5 separate regions of the Homo sapiens genome follow, and regions 1, 2, 3 and 5 are each linked to region 4. Evidence: chromatin contacts called from ENCODE Hi-C or POLR2A ChIA-PET data. All regions are on one chromosome and are shown on one strand. The core of a region is the stretch at or near the end of the contact, and the rest is flanking DNA. Distances in the headings are between cores, read along the strand shown. Region 1 holds the start of TMEM94 (transmembrane protein 94). Region 2 holds the start of TEN1 (TEN1 subunit of CST complex). Region 3 has its middle 20 kb from the start of MIR3678. Region 4 holds the start of ITGB4 (integrin subunit beta 4). Region 5 overlaps CDK3 (cyclin dependent kinase 3).

The links. Hi-C counts contacts between places; a loop is a spot of excess contacts on that map. ChIA-PET counts read pairs that join two places held with the same protein, here RNA polymerase II (POLR2A). Pooled maps may share reads with other maps.
Region 1: a loop to region 4 is called in a pooled map, with 2.1 times the contacts of the local background. The contact joins the promoter of TMEM94 here to the promoter of ITGB4 in region 4. A Hi-C loop is called at or near these places in 1 of 50 pooled maps. POLR2A ChIA-PET finds 5 or more read pairs at or near these places in 5 of 52 experiments (MCF 10A, OCI-LY7, WTC11 and 2 more).
Region 2: a pooled map shows a loop between it and region 4 (3-fold over the local background). The contact joins the promoter of TEN1 here to the promoter of ITGB4 in region 4. A Hi-C loop is called at or near these places in 1 of 50 pooled maps. POLR2A ChIA-PET finds 5 or more read pairs at or near these places in 2 of 52 experiments (H1 and SK-N-SH).
Region 3: a loop to region 4 is called in a pooled map, with 5 times the contacts of the local background. The contact joins the enhancer-like site here to the promoter of ITGB4 in region 4. A Hi-C loop is called at or near these places in 1 of 168 maps with a recorded cell type or tissue (ovary) and 3 of 50 pooled maps. POLR2A ChIA-PET finds 5 or more read pairs at or near these places in 2 of 52 experiments (HEK293 and activated CD4-positive, alpha-beta T cell).
Region 5: POLR2A ChIA-PET joins it to region 4 with 18 read pairs in PC-9. The contact joins the enhancer-like site here to the promoter of ITGB4 in region 4. POLR2A ChIA-PET finds 5 or more read pairs at or near these places in 3 of 52 experiments (Caco-2, PC-9 and activated T-cell).

The regions. Positions count from the first base shown.
Region 1 is chr17:75,455,225-75,457,924 of GRCh38, reverse strand. It overlaps TMEM94 (transmembrane protein 94), which reads right to left and starts at 1,290. Exons shown (of 32, transcript NM_014738.6): 1 at 1,174-1,290. RefSeq lists a silencer at 1,234-1,393 and an enhancer at 1,544-1,593.
Region 2 is chr17:75,977,868-75,980,610 of GRCh38, reverse strand. It overlaps TEN1 (TEN1 subunit of CST complex), which reads right to left and starts at 1,371. Exons shown (of 4, transcript NM_001113324.3): 1 at 1,100-1,371. ACOX1 (acyl-CoA oxidase 1) reads left to right here and starts at 1,445. Exons shown (of 14, transcript NM_004035.7): 1 at 1,445-1,646; 2 at 1,918-2,077. The coding sequence starts at 1,538. TEN1-CDK3 (TEN1-CDK3 readthrough (NMD candidate)) reads right to left here and starts at 1,394. Exons shown (of 10, transcript NR_037709.1): 1 at 1,100-1,394. RefSeq lists enhancers at 883-982, 1,104-1,687, 1,553-1,782, 1,688-2,271 and a silencer at 1,403-1,472.
Region 3 is chr17:75,425,130-75,427,829 of GRCh38, reverse strand. No RefSeq gene overlaps it. Among named protein-coding and RNA genes, the nearest start is that of MIR3678, 20 kb to the right of the region's middle. RefSeq lists an enhancer at 1,026-1,085. Within about 2 kb of position 1,354, at least 21 of the 41 ENCODE cell types and tissues checked have a DNase peak (open chromatin) inside an H3K27ac peak, as active enhancers do.
Region 4 is chr17:75,720,051-75,722,750 of GRCh38, reverse strand. It overlaps ITGB4 (integrin subunit beta 4), which reads right to left and starts at 1,292. Exons shown (of 40, transcript NM_000213.5): 1 at 1,139-1,292. RefSeq lists enhancers at 472-1,010, 1,011-1,549 and silencers at 1,270-1,659, 1,670-1,729.
Region 5 is chr17:76,004,506-76,007,205 of GRCh38, reverse strand. CDK3 (cyclin dependent kinase 3) reads right to left here. Exons shown (of 8, transcript NM_001258.4): 8 at 1,208-1,908. The coding sequence ends at 1,783. It overlaps EVPL (envoplakin), which reads left to right. Exons shown (of 22, transcript NM_001988.4): 22 at 1-361. The coding sequence ends at 103. It overlaps TEN1-CDK3 (TEN1-CDK3 readthrough (NMD candidate)), which reads right to left. Exons shown (of 10, transcript NR_037709.1): 10 at 1,207-1,908. Among named protein-coding and RNA genes, the nearest start is that of CDK3, 5.0 kb to the right of the region's middle. RefSeq lists a silencer at 2,004-2,298. Within about 2 kb of position 1,450, at least 14 of the 41 ENCODE cell types and tissues checked have a DNase peak (open chromatin) inside an H3K27ac peak, as active enhancers do.

The DNA.
Region 1 (2,700 bases), core at 41-2,540, 260 kb after region 4:
CCCAGAGCCACCCTGCAAGAGCTCAGGGGAGTCAGGGAACTTGATCTCCTCAGGTCACACCTAGGAAACAACTAGGTCTAGCGGATAAAGAACTCAAGCCCCTGGACTTTCGGATTCTAGTTTGGCTCTAGGTGACCCTGGCCTTGCCTCTCCGAACAATCTCCACATCTGCAAAATGAAAATGTTAAAACTGCCCCCTCCCTGCTTCCATCTTCCAAGATTACCTGCGGAATAACAACTATGTCACTAAAGCTGAGCGTCTTGGATAAATCATGAGAAAAAGATCCTTCTCTCCAATGCATACACCCACATAGCAGAAGGAAAACAGATTCCATAACGAGCTCCCTCCTTTTTTCCCTCAAGAGCCACCGAAAAACTCAGGAGAGAGGGTGGGATGTAGCAGCACGTGACCAAGGCAACGCCAAAGTTTAGCCCGCGGTGACACACCAATGAAAGAGCGGGGCTTTGCTTGCATCTGGCGCTGGGCAGCGGGCAGGGGCCGCATCGTGGCATGCTAGGAACCAGGAGACCTGGGCTCCAGGGGTGTGCGGTACAGGAACGAGGGCATTCCACAGGAGTCACTTTATCCGATGGCATGGATGGTGAGCTTCCGAGGAGCCTGAAAACGCTTCTGGAAAGGCGGAAAGAAAAAAAAGCCCGCTCCAAACTGCAAGATCAGGGATGGCTGCCAGGAGCCCCTCGGCCGGCTCCATCCAGCTGGGGACGGCCGCGCGAGGACCCCGGGCGGCTGCGGAGAGCGCGCGCAGGCGGGACAACGGTCTTTATTTAGGTCGGGGATGAGGACTCCCAGGGGCCTCGAAATAAATACTCAGGGCGTCGGCGTTGGGAGCCCTCTGGGCCAGGGCCTAGGCACGACAGACCTGGGGCAGGGATTCTTTGTTGGCGAGAGGCTTTATTTCTGGCGAGAGACCCCACAATGGACCAATCCAGGGCTGAGAGCAAGAGTCTGAAGACTCGGGGGAAGGCAATGGTCAAGAGCTGGAGACTAGAGCCAGTCCCTGGACTCCCCCTCAGGAGGCATCCCCTTAAGCCGTTCTCTGGGTGCAGACCCCAGACTCCCCTTTCCTTGGCCAAGAATCCAAAGGACGCGCAAGGCCGAGCCCCACGCCCCCTTGCTCCCCACTTTCGGGCCACGGGCCTTCTCGTACTTACCGGGGCCCCGGGGCTGGTCTTCCTCGCCCGCGTCCTCTCCCCTCCCAACCCCCTCCTCACTTCACGTCCCCTCCTCCGGGGGCCGCAGCCATGTCCGTTACTGGCAACTCTAAGGGGGCTTGCCTCCCTTCCGGGCAACAGAGGCGCCGGCCAGAGAGCTAAAGTTCAGGCCACCGATTGGTCAGGATTTGAGAATAGGGGGAATTCTGGCTTCTTATTGGCTACGCGGCGTGCTAGGCTGTAGCTGCAACCGCCCCTCTGGGAGCCTGGCGGAATTAGGTGCCGAGTGATGCGGCCGGGAGAGTGAAGAGCCACTGTCCTTTCCTGTGCGTAAAGCTCAGGCAGTTTCTAGTCCAGAAACCCTGACCAGAGGGCATGGCTTTACCTCCGATTCGTTTTCCTACAGAATTATTCTAAAAAGATAGACGGCGCGCCCCACCTTTTTTCCCTTTCTTTTTAAAATAAGCCCTTTGCAGAGCTCCCCGCCTCTCTTAAGTTCTTCTAAGCTCCCTCCTTGTTGCCTTGAACAAATGCCTAGAGGCTGCCCGCTCCGAGAGGCCTTGGAGGGACTCCCTCAGGACGAATATTGCGTCCAAACCAAATCTAGAAAATCTAAGGCAATACTGCAATTCCCCCCTCCCGCTTCCAGCTCGGCTGAAATCTAAAGGGAAAAACAAGTTAAATTTTTTTTCTAGGTAATTAGATAAATCGCCTGGGAGACCTCTCTTGGGAAAACAAAGCAAGCCTGTGTCAGTATTTACTTCTCTTTTCCCAGAGATCTAAGTCTGGAAGGCTTGTTTAAAAAAAACAAAAACAAAAAAACAAACAAAAACTTGTTTATATAATTGGGAAAGAGCTGAGGTTGGCCTTGTGAAGTAAGAGCCCCTTCCCACATTCATGAGTTTAATTACGTAATTAAAATCCCTTTCTCAGCTGGACAAGAAGATGGCATTTTAGTACCTAATCTTGTATGACCCAGTTTAGCTGTTGCCTAAAACGCCATAAGAATCATGTCACTAACCTGCACACAAAAACTGATAGTTCACCTTTGCAAATAGGTCCAAATCTTTCTGCCTGATGTTCAAAGTCCTTCATAAATTGACTCAGACATACGTTTCCAGGTCTAAGTCCCCACAGGCTAAACTATTCCTGCAGCCACATAGATTAACCACCATTCTTTAAACGTGACAGAGACCTTTCCACCTCTGCTCCTTCGTCACATGGTTGGTTCCCTACGCTTTGCTTTAAAGGTTCTTTTTTTCTTTTTTTTTTTGAGACGGAGTTTCGCTCTTGTCGCCTAGGCTGGAGGGCAATGGCTTGATCTCGGCTCACTGCAACCTTCACCTCCCGGGTTCAAGTGATTCTCTTGCCACGGCCTCCGGAGTAGCTGGGATTACAGGTGCCTGCCACCATACCCAGCTAATTTTTGTATTTTTAGTAGAGACAGGGTTTGAACATGTTGGCCAGGCTGGTCTCAAACTCCTGAGCTCAGGTGATCCACCTGCCTCGGCCTGCCAAAGTGCTGTG
Region 2 (2,743 bases), core at 122-2,621, 260 kb before region 4:
TCTACTAAAAATACAATTAGCTGGGTGTGGTGGCGAGCCCCTATAATCCCAGCTACTCGGGAGGCTGAGATAGGAGAATCGCTTGAACCCAGGGGGTGGAGGTTGCAATGAGCTGAGATCATACCACCACACTGCAGCCTGGGCGACAGAGCGAGACTCCGTCTCAAGAAAAAAAAAAAAAATGACTAGAGATGATTCAACAAATCCCTGAATCTCCCTTGTCTACAATCCCACTGGGCAGAACTGTTTTTGTTTTTTGTTTTTTTTCTGTAGAGACAGGGTCTCACTATGTTGCCCAGGATGGAGTGCAATGTCACAATCTTGGCTCACCGCAACCTCCACCTCCGGGGCTCAAGCCACCATCCCATCTCAGCCTTCAGAGTAGCTGGGACTACAGGCGCATGCCACTACACCCAGCTAATTTTTTGGTATTTTTTGTAGGGATGGGGTTTTGCCATGTTGCCCAGGCTGGTCTTGAACTCCTGGGCTCAAGTGATACGCCCGCCTCGTCCTCCCAAAGTGCTGGGATTCCAGGCGTGAGCCACCGCGCCCGGCCCTACACTAGGTTTTAACAGTAAGTGTGCATTTCCCACTTTGATGACGGTGATGGCGAAAGCAAAGAAGTCTGGATTCCAAGACCTCTAGTAACTGCCAGGTTGCGGGGGAAAATGTCTGGTTTCCCAGACAGAAGGCTTAGAGCAGCACCGCCCGCTTGGTCTCATTCTAAGTCCCCGTCCACCCCTTGAACAGCGCTCACAATCCCACACCCAGGGCCCCGGAACCCACGCCTCTGCCAGTAAAGACGCCATTATCTTAACAAAAGGTAACTGGAGCCTCTCCCCAAAGAGACTGGTTCCCGTCCCATTCTTCTCCAATCCGGGTGGATTTGGCAAAAGCCCAAGTGACCCTCCCTAGCAATTCCGCAAAGCCCCATCTCCCGCCCCAGACTCCAGAGTCTCCCGACCACTCTCATTTCGGAGAGGCCTAGGGGCACGGACCCGGAAGCGTGACAGAGGCCGCGGGGTAAGAGGGGGGCAAGTGCAGGCGCAATCCCTCCTCAGCCTCGTTGTCCCGCCCCCTTCCCAAGGCCCCAGCCAACCTGTTCTAGGCGTCGCCGGTCCTCGGATTTCTTCTTTCCGCCTCGCGTGGTCACGTGACGGGGGAGGGGCGGGATACAAAAAGTGCTTTATTTTCCCACTCCCCGGACGCCCAGCAGGGCAGTTTCTTGACCTTCGGAGCCCCTTTCCCGAGGATCCGCTCGGGAGCCTCCCCTGGCCAGGAGCAGGGGATTAGTCTGCCCCGCGACCGGCCCCAGCCACGACGCGGACATCGCCCCCTCTGTCTGGGCCGCTGTCACTCACGCGCCAAAGGGCCACGGAGAAAGAAGGGGCGGGCCGGGGCGGGCCGGGCGAGCGGAGGCGGGGACTTGCGCCGTCCTGAGGCTGCCTCCTAGGGTCCGGCCGGCGCTGGAGCTGCGGATTTAGATTGTCACTGCCACCTCGGTCGGTGCTTACTTCGCTGCCAGCTGGTCGTCGCCATGAACCCGGACCTGCGCAGGGAGCGGGATTCCGCCAGCTTCAACCCGGAGCTGCTTACACACATCCTGGACGGCAGCCCCGAGAAAACCCGGCGCCGCCGAGAGATCGGTGAGGGCGGCGGGCGAGACCTCCCTCCTTTCCCGAGAAAAGCTGGAGACTCCCTCGATGCGGAGTCAGGGGCGCTGTGGGGCCTAGGCCCTCTGGCCCAGCGTTAGGGGAGCCGGGACCCCCACTTCGAGGAACAGCCTGTGTCCCTGGTGGGGGGATATCGCCATTCCCCAGGTGTGTCCGCGACTCTGAAGCCTATTGTGATTCAGGGAGGGTGGAACGGAGGCCCGAGTGTCTGTCTGCCTTTTAATGCCCTTTAACCCCCTTTCAGAGAACATGATCCTGAACGACCCAGACTTCCAGCATGAGGACTTGAACTTCCTCACTCGCAGCCAGCGTTATGAGGTGGCTGTCAGGAAAAGTGCCATCATGGTGAAGAAGATGAGGGAGTTTGGCATCGCTGACCCTGATGAAATTATGTGGTTTAAAAAGTAGGTATGCCTTAGAACAGAGCAAGTGTTGTTAAGCCTAAACTTTACAGCTGCGGTCTATGGTGGCCTTTCATCACCGTGCTTGGTGTTTGAAGATGCAAACTGGCATATTTTCATGCAACTTTATAAAGTTATATGTGTGGCCGGGCGCGGTGGCTCACGCCTGTAATCCCAGCACTTTGGGAGGCCGAGGCGGGCGGATCACCAAGTCAGGAGATCGAGACCATTCTGGCTAACACGGTGAAACCCCATCTCTACTGAAAATACAAAAATTAGCCGGGCGTGGTGGCGGGCGCCTGTAGTTCCAGCTACTCGGGAGGCTGAGGCAGGAGAATAGCGTGAACTAGGGAGGCGGAGCTTGCAGTGAGCCGAGATCGCGCCACTGCACTCCAGCCTGGGCAAGAGTGCGAGACTCCATCTCAAAAAATAAATAAATAAATAAATAAATAAAGTTATATGTGTGAAAAATAATGTGATCACTTTTGTATCCAAGCCTTTTCGTGGGATGACGTGTTTGTAGAATGCTGATAATAAATGGAAATGCAGGAGTTTTTGTTCTCAAGAGTACAGTTTCAAGGATGTTGTAAAAGCATTGTTCTGCCCAAGCAACTCAAATTTGACTGATTTAAATGCAGAATCATTTTGCTCTTTGTAAGGAGGACTGCT
Region 3 (2,700 bases), core at 105-2,604, 290 kb after region 4:
TGCATCCTTGCAACCAATCTTGTTCCTCTAGGTTCTAACTGGCAATTATCTTACTGTCATGATCCAGACATACAATAATAATAGCAGTAGTAGTAGTAGCTTACTTTTTTTTCATTTGAGACTGAGTCTCGCTCTGTTGCCCAGGCTGTAGTGCAACGGTGCAATCTCGGCTCACTGCAATCTCCACCTTCCGGGTTCAAGCAATTCTCCTGCCTCAGCCTCCCAAGTAGCTGGGATTACAGGTGCCTGCCACCACGCATGGCTAATTTTTGTATTTTTAGTAGAGACAGGGTTTCATCATGTTGGCCAGGCTGGTCTCGAACTCCTGCCCTCAAGTGATCCGCCCACCTCGGCCTCCTCCCAAAGTGCTGGGATTACAGGCATGAGCCACTGTGCCCAGCTGTAGCTTACATTTAAGAGCTTGCTGAGGGTTAGACTCTGAGCTAAACACACTGTGTGCATTATTTCATTTTTGCTCCTAAGACAAAATGTCCATACATTCAGGATCCTAACCAGAGAGGAAGACATCAGACTTTGCCACTGAGCAATCTAAGTCTGAAAATGTTTTAGAAGTGAAAAGAGAATAAATTCCACAACTTTCTGCCCTTGAGCCATAAAACCAAAAAAGAGTCTAGTAGAAAGGGAAGATATGTTTCATAGAAGGCAGAGAAAATGCAGCTTCTGAGTTTATTAAGTAAATGGGAAAACATTATTTCTGTTCTTTTGTAACCACAAAGAATTGAAACTTGTGGTTGGCCGGGCGCAGTGGCTCACGCATGTAATCCCAGCACTTTGGGAGGCCAAGGCCGGCGGATCACGAGGTCAGGAGATCAAGACCATCCTGGCTACAACGGTGAAACCCCGTCTCTACTAAAAATACAAAAAAATTAGCCGGGCGTGGTGGTGGGCGCCTGTAATCCCAGCTACTCGGGAGGCTGAGGCAGGAGAATGGCTTGAACCCAGGAGGCGGAGCTTACGGTGAGCCAAGATCGCGCCACTGCACTCCAGCCTGGGTGACAGAGCGAGACTCGGTCTCAAAAAAAAAAGAAAGAAAAGAAACTTGTGGTTAACAAAGATTTAGGGGTTGGCGGGGGAGGGAGAGAGCAGTCTTGTTGGGTCGTGAATTCTGTTTTGGTTCCAGGGAAATAGGGTTTCCATTACATATGGTGCAACAGGATATTTCCTCCACGCTCCATCAAACAACGTTTCCTGGCACTTCTAGTGCGGCGAGTCCGGGCAGCAAGGTCGAATCCATTTTTGGAGCCAAAGGACTGCATTCCTTTACAGTTAGTTAGTTCTACAACCACCTCTGAGGAAATGCCTGCCTGTCTCGAGTGACATCTAATGGCAACCAAGGGAAGTACCCGATTTTCCAGCCTAGGTAAGGATCACCTACAAATGCTGCACTCTTTGTCACAACAGAAGCCGCTTGATCCTTTCCCTCACTAATTACCCTGTGGTTGATGGCAACACGTAGGGCTGACAACATGAGCAAGTAGAAGTTATTCCACTTGCTAATTAAAACCGTGAAGTATGCTTTCATGTAAAATGTGAAACCACCGAGTTACATTTGAATGTTCCCAAATCCTGGCCTCGGCAGTGATCGTCCTGGGTAAGTCACTTGTCCACCAGGGGTACACCTGCTTAGCTACAGGCTGGAGTGGCATGTTTTCTCTGTAAAGGGGCCCTAAGACATTTTTTTTCTTTCTTTCTTTCTTTTTTTTTAAGACGGAGTCTCACTGCGTTGCCCAGGCTGGAGTGCAGTGGTGCGATCTCGGCTCACTGCAGCTCCTCCTCCCAGGTTCAAGTGATTCTCCTGCCTCAGCCTCCCGAGTAGCAGGGATTACAGGGGCCTGCCACCATATCCAGCTAATTTTTGTATTTTTAGTAGAGACGGGGTTTTACCATGTTGATCAGGCTGATCTCGAACTCCTGATCTTGTGATCTGCCCACTTCGGCCTCCCAAAGTGCTAGGATTACAGGTGTGAGCCACCGCTCCGGACCATTATTTTTTCTTTTCTTTTCTTTTCTTTTTTTGTGAGACAGAGTTTCATTCTTGTTGCCCAGGCTGGAGTGCAGTGGCGCCATCTCGGCTTACCGCAACCTCCGCATCCCGGGTTCAAGTGATTCTCCTGCTTCAGCCTCCCGAGTAGCTGGGATTACAGGCATGTGCCACCACACCCGGCTAATTTTGTATTTTTAGTAGAGACGGGGTTTCTCCACATTGGCGAGGCTGGTCTCGAACTCCTGACCTCAGGTGACCTGCCTGCCTTGGCCTCCCAAAGTGCTGGGATTACAGGTGTGAGCCACTGTGCCCGGCCTGCCATTATTTTTTCTATAAAGCTTTAAGGCACTGGGCACAGTGGCTCACACCTGTAATCTCAACACTTTGGGAAGCCAAGGTGGGCAGATCCCTTGAGCCCAGGAGTTCAAGACCAGTCTGGGCAACATGGAGAAACCCAGTCTCTACTAAAAATACAAAAATTAGCAGGGTGTGGTGTGGTGGTGCCCACCTGTAGTCCCAGCTACTAAGGAGGGTAAGGCAGGTGACAGAGGGAGACCCTGTCTCAAAAAAAAAATAAGAAGAATAAAATAAATAATGGTCGTAATCTACAAAGCGTTTTGAGATCATTGGGTGACTGGCAATACAGGTATGCTCAGGAGAGAACAGCTAAAAGATACAGTCTGAGAAGCTTTTAA
Region 4 (2,700 bases), core at 43-2,542:
CCCACCCACCCACAGGCTCAGAGCTCCCCTGGCCCCCATCCCAACCCCTGGGGACCCCTCTGGGCACACCTGCTCCTGTCCACTATCCTCTCCCGCTGTCACATCTCCTCCCCTCAGGGACCCAGGCCCTTCCTCGCCCCAGAGAGGCAGCTGGCCAGAAGTCTGGGGACCCCAGGCCCTTGGCTGTTCTGTCTCCCTGAGAAATCAGGGTCGAGTAGACAGACATACCTCCCCTCCTGTCCCTCCTGCTGTCCTTCCCTCAGCCCCCAGGATGGAGACTCCAAGCCTTCACTGCCAGCTCTGTTTCGGACAGCAACAACCATGCCACCTGTGCCTGGTCCTTGTCCTCAGGGTGTGGCAAGGCCATGGGGGCAGAGGAGAAGCCCTGTCCCTGCTCCTGGGAGTCACCAGGAGCCCCAGAGCCCCAGTCCCAGCCAGAGGGCCACCCCAGAGGCTGAGCCATGGGAAAGAGGGCGGATGCTGCAGGAGGTGGCAGTGTTGGGCACAGCCCTGGGGCTGGTGGGTGAGGCCTGTAGAGCTTCCTGAAGGAAGGCGCCTGGGGCTGACTTTGGGAGGAAGGCAGGCCTGTGCTTGGCCAAGAGAAAAGGAAAATCAGGGACTCCCCAGCCCCAGATGGACTGTGGCACCGCATAGAGCAAGCCCTGCCTGGAGCCGGGATGGCGTCTGCCTCTCAGGGTGGCTTTTAAAAGTAGGAGCCAATGTTAGAAAGAACGAAATTTCACATAAAAGTCAGGAATGTTGGTTTATCATTAGATGCGCCATGATGGGCTGGGCCCAGCACTCAGGCTGGTGTCTACTCCACCTTCTTTGCAAACCCTGGAGGGGCCCAGCCCCAGAGGGCTACCAGCCACTGGCCTCTGCCCACTTCTCCCGCAGGCGCACCCAAGGCGCTCCTCTGGCCTGGAGGTCTGATGGGCACCACCCTTCTCTAGCTGCCCTGCCCCTTGGCTGCCAGCTGCCCCCGGCGCACCCCGGGGAGGCTGGGCACCTGTCCTGCGCAGCGTGGACAGAGGGACCGGGGCCTGTCAGCCTTCAGGGAGGGGAAGGGGAGACAAAAGCCACCGGCCCTGCCCGACCAGCTCCCCTGCGCGGCTGCCCAGCTGGGGCGGGCACTCACCCTCTCCCGGCCAGCCTCGGCTGCTGCTGTGCGCCCGTCCTGGACCTACCTCGGGGCGGACTCGCTCCCTCCGCGCCTGGGCTGCCGCTAGGAGATGGGGCTGCAGCGCGCGGGCGAGCAGGGACTGTCCGAGGGCGGGCGCGGGGGTTGGGGGGGTGGGGACGAGGCGGGCAGCGCTTTATGGGGCGGGCGCGCAGGTAGGAAGGAGGCGCTGGTGAGTCAGACCGGCTGCATTCCTTCGCGCGGCGCGCACCTGTCGGGGCAGGAGCTGGGTGCCGCCGCCGGAGCCGGGTCCGCCCCCCGGAAAGGGCTGCGGCTCCCGCGGCGCCCGCCCAGCGCCCCGATCGGCTAGCGGCGGGGGCCGGGGGAGGAGCCACCGCTCTCCCTCTCCCTCCGGTCCGGCCCTGGGCGCGGGGCCTCCCCACCCCTCCAGGCTCCGGGCTCCAGGCTCGGGTGCGCGGACTGCCCCGGGCTGGAGGCGGCCTCTTAGCCCCCGTCCGCACGGGAACCCTCCCTGCCCCGACTCTGGGCCGCTAGCCAACGCCGGGCTGTGCTGCTGCTGCTGCCCCGACGGTCGTCAGCCGCGTACCCCCCTCCCCGCTCTCCGTGCCAGCGCGAGGCATGGGCCCAGGGAGTGCCCCCGGCCCGGTCGGGAGGCCTGACTCCCCGTCCCAGCTCTGCTCTGCAGTTCACGGGGTCCTCTCAGCCTCCAACCCCTAACCTCACGTTGTATCCAGAGGGAGAGCCGAGGAAGGGTCGGGTCCTCGGTGCACCCTTCAACAAGCTACTTAAATCTCCTTACAGTGTGAACAGTGATACCCTGGAGAGGTCAGTGCCGACCTGGCATGGATTGGCACTCGATGCCTTGTTACAGTTGTTCTTAACAAGCTGGTTACAGAGCTGGCCCCTCCCTCCCGTCAGTCCTCTGAGAGCAGTCTCTCCATTGCCACTGCTTACCACGGGTGTTCAGGTCAGAGAAGGGCTTCATTTTTCTTTTTCTTTTTGTTTTCTCTCTCTTTTTTTTTTTAGATGGAGTCTCACTCTGTCGCCGAGGCTGGAGTGCAGTGGTGCAATCTTGGCTCACTGCAACCTCTGCCTCCCGGGTTCAAGCGCTTCTCCTGCCTGTTTCCCGAGTAGCTGGGATTACAGGTGCCCGCCACCACGCCCGGCTAATTTTTGTATTTTTAGTACATCATGTTGGCCAGGCTGGTCTCGAACTCCTGACCTCAGGTGATCCACCCGTCTTGGCCTTCCAAAGTGCTGGGATTATAGGCGTGAACCACCATGCCCAGCCAGGGCTCCATTTTTCTCTAGGCTTACTGGCCAGCAATGCCAAACAACACCAGACTGCTGGCACAGCACTGTCCAAACCATGCGGTTTCAAGCCACCGTGCTTTTTCAACAGGCTGGTCCCTTCCCATGACATTGAGCCCAGTTTATCCTTCTTGTCCTTGAAGACGTTGCACCAACCACGTGCTAGAGAGCCTTCCTTGACCTCTCCACACCCCAAGTTGGTTTATGTGTCCCCATAACCCTTGGGCCATGGCTTTTACATGGCATTT
Region 5 (2,700 bases), core at 201-2,700, 280 kb before region 4:
CCGCAAAGACCCCCTGAGCGGCCTGCTGCTCCTGCCAGCGGCACTGGAGGGGTACCGCTGCTACCGCTCCGCCTCCCCCACCGTCCCGCGCTCCCTTCGCTGACACGGGCCAAGGAGCCAGTGGGGAAGTGCGTGTGTTGGGCCAGGTAGGATACGTACACCTCTTGCCTCAGAGCAGCCTCATCCCAGGCAGTGGGTCTTCCCTCTGTCCAACCACTGTTTTATTATTTTACTAACATGGTGATGGGCTCCCTCCCCTAACCTTGGTGCCTGATCCATCCCCAGACCAGGACAGCAGCCACTCAGTTCTTCCTCCACCTCCACCCAGTGATCCCAATAAACGAATTCTGTCTCCCCGTGCCATGTGGTGTCCCATTCATTCACATTTGAGAGTGCAGGACCCATGTGTCTGGGGGATGAGTGCAAGGACAGCGTTGCTCAAGTCCTTGCCTGGGCGGACGTGCTCAATTTGCCTGCCTGGGAAACAGGCATCCTCGGAGGGCTGTGCCTCCTTGAGTGCGGGGCAGGGATGCAGTGGCAGGTCATGGAAAGAGATTATGGTTTAAAATCACTAAAGGAGGCCGGGCACAGTGGCTCACACCTGTAATACCAGCATTTAGGGGGGCCAAGGCGGGTGGATCCGAGGTCAGGAGTTCGAGACCAGCCTGACGAACACGGTGAAACCCCGACTCTACTAAAAATACAAAAATTAGCTGGGTGTGGTGGTGCACACCTAAAATTCCCGCTACTCAGGAGGCTGAGGCAGGAGAATCACTTGAACCTGGGAGGCGGACGTTCCAGTGAGCAGAGATCATGCCACTGCACTCTACCCTGGGCAACAGGGTAGACCTGAGACAGCGAGACTCCATCTCAAAAAAAAAAAAAAAAATGGGGGCTTGGTGGCATATGCCTGTAATCCCAGCTACTCGGGAGACTGAGGCAGGAGAACTGCTTGAACCCATGAGGCAGAGGTTGCAGTGAGCTGAGATTATGTCACTGCACTCTAGCCTGGGTGACAGAGTGAGACTCTGTCTCAAAAAAAAAAAAAAAAAAAAAAAAAAATCATGGACTAGCCCCTGTCTCCCCACCTACTCCTTGCCCATTTCCCCACTGTCTCAGTTTGGGCCAGAGCTGTCTCCAGCCCTGTGTCAATGTTCCCCTTGTCAGGAAGCCCAGGTGTCCCCTGTGAGCAGAACAATCAGAAAACTCAGGAACATACCACGTTTATTTATTGTTGTCAAGCCAGAAATGAACCAAAAGAAGCACATCTCAGGTGAAGGAACAACTCCTTATTGCAGTCATAGCCCAGCTCTCCTGGGATCCGGGGAACGCCCTCTCTCCTCTCCCTCACTCCCTCCTGTTTAACTTGGGACTGAACTGGAACTCAACTCTTCCCCCAAACATTTTAAATCCAAAAAGACCAGCAGGGGGCGCCCTTTCCTCAGGGTCTGGCCCTGCAGGCAGGGCAGGTGAGGGCCTGAATACCCACACCCAGCTCTGGCAGGCCCCCTGCCTTCAACTTGGCACTTGTTCCAGTGCCCGGGGACCCCTCGTGCATGGAGCATCTGTGCCTCTATTTTGAAACGGCACCGTCCAACCCAAAAAACAACACAGGATCTCGCTAACCTGCGGGCAGGACTAACCCAGACTCAGCCCTCTGCAGGCTGATGCTGAATTCCTTAGTGCTTTGCTCTCCCCAGATGCATCCTCTCTTGGCAATGGGTAGGAGGCAGCTGGGGCAGCAGCTGCTCGAGAAAGGATCTGAGTGTGGCCTTGACATTCTCAATGGCGGAATCGCTGCAGCACATACTGGCGGGCAGCTGGGGAGGGCTCAGGGGATGAGAAGTACGGGTGGGCCAGGGCAGTCTTGGCTGTGATCCGCTGGCTGGGGTCATACTGCAGGAGTTGCTAGGAAGAAAGAAGGAAGAAGATGTGGTCTGGGTGCAGCCAGGGTGGGGTGAGAAATTCCCCTCCCAGGTCCCAGATCAAGGGCCTGGGCCCCAAATTGGCTGCCCTCAAACCCAGAACCGCATGAAGCCATGACCTCCCAGCTCTCCAGCCAGTTCCGGACACTCCTGGAATCTGGACAGTCCTAACGAGTCACCCAGGTCTCCTCAGGCCACTGAAGCTGAGTCACCCCCCTTCTCGGGGAGGGTCCCAGGTCCCAGCCTGCTTCTAGTTGGGAAGAGCACAGAACCCCACGTATCAGGAAGCAGGGGACTGAAGCTGTCCAGGGAGGAACACTGAGTGGGGGCTCAGGGACTGACACTCCAAGAGGCCAAACCTGTCCAGCCCTCTGCCCTAGAGTCCCTAAACCCAGACAGGATGTGGAAGGACCCCCTGTGGTGGAGTAGCCCAGCTGGAGGGCTCGGGGCCTTGGCTGGAGTCTGTGCCGTCCTGCTGCCATTGGGCGGGTACACAACACACAGAGACTTCTGGAGAGCTGGACACACAGCCTGAAGATGAAAATACTGACCCACCTTCCTCTCATTCAACACCAGATTAAGGAGAGAAATGTGGCTCCAAGACTTTGTGGGCAAGAATGGACAGTGGACGGGCGCAGTGGCTCACACCTGTGATCCCCCCAGCACTTTGAGAGGCCAAGGTAGGAGGATCGCTTGAGCCCAGGAGTTCGAGACCAGTCTGAGCAACATAGTGAGACCCCATTTCTACAAAAATAAAATTAGCTGGGCATGGTGG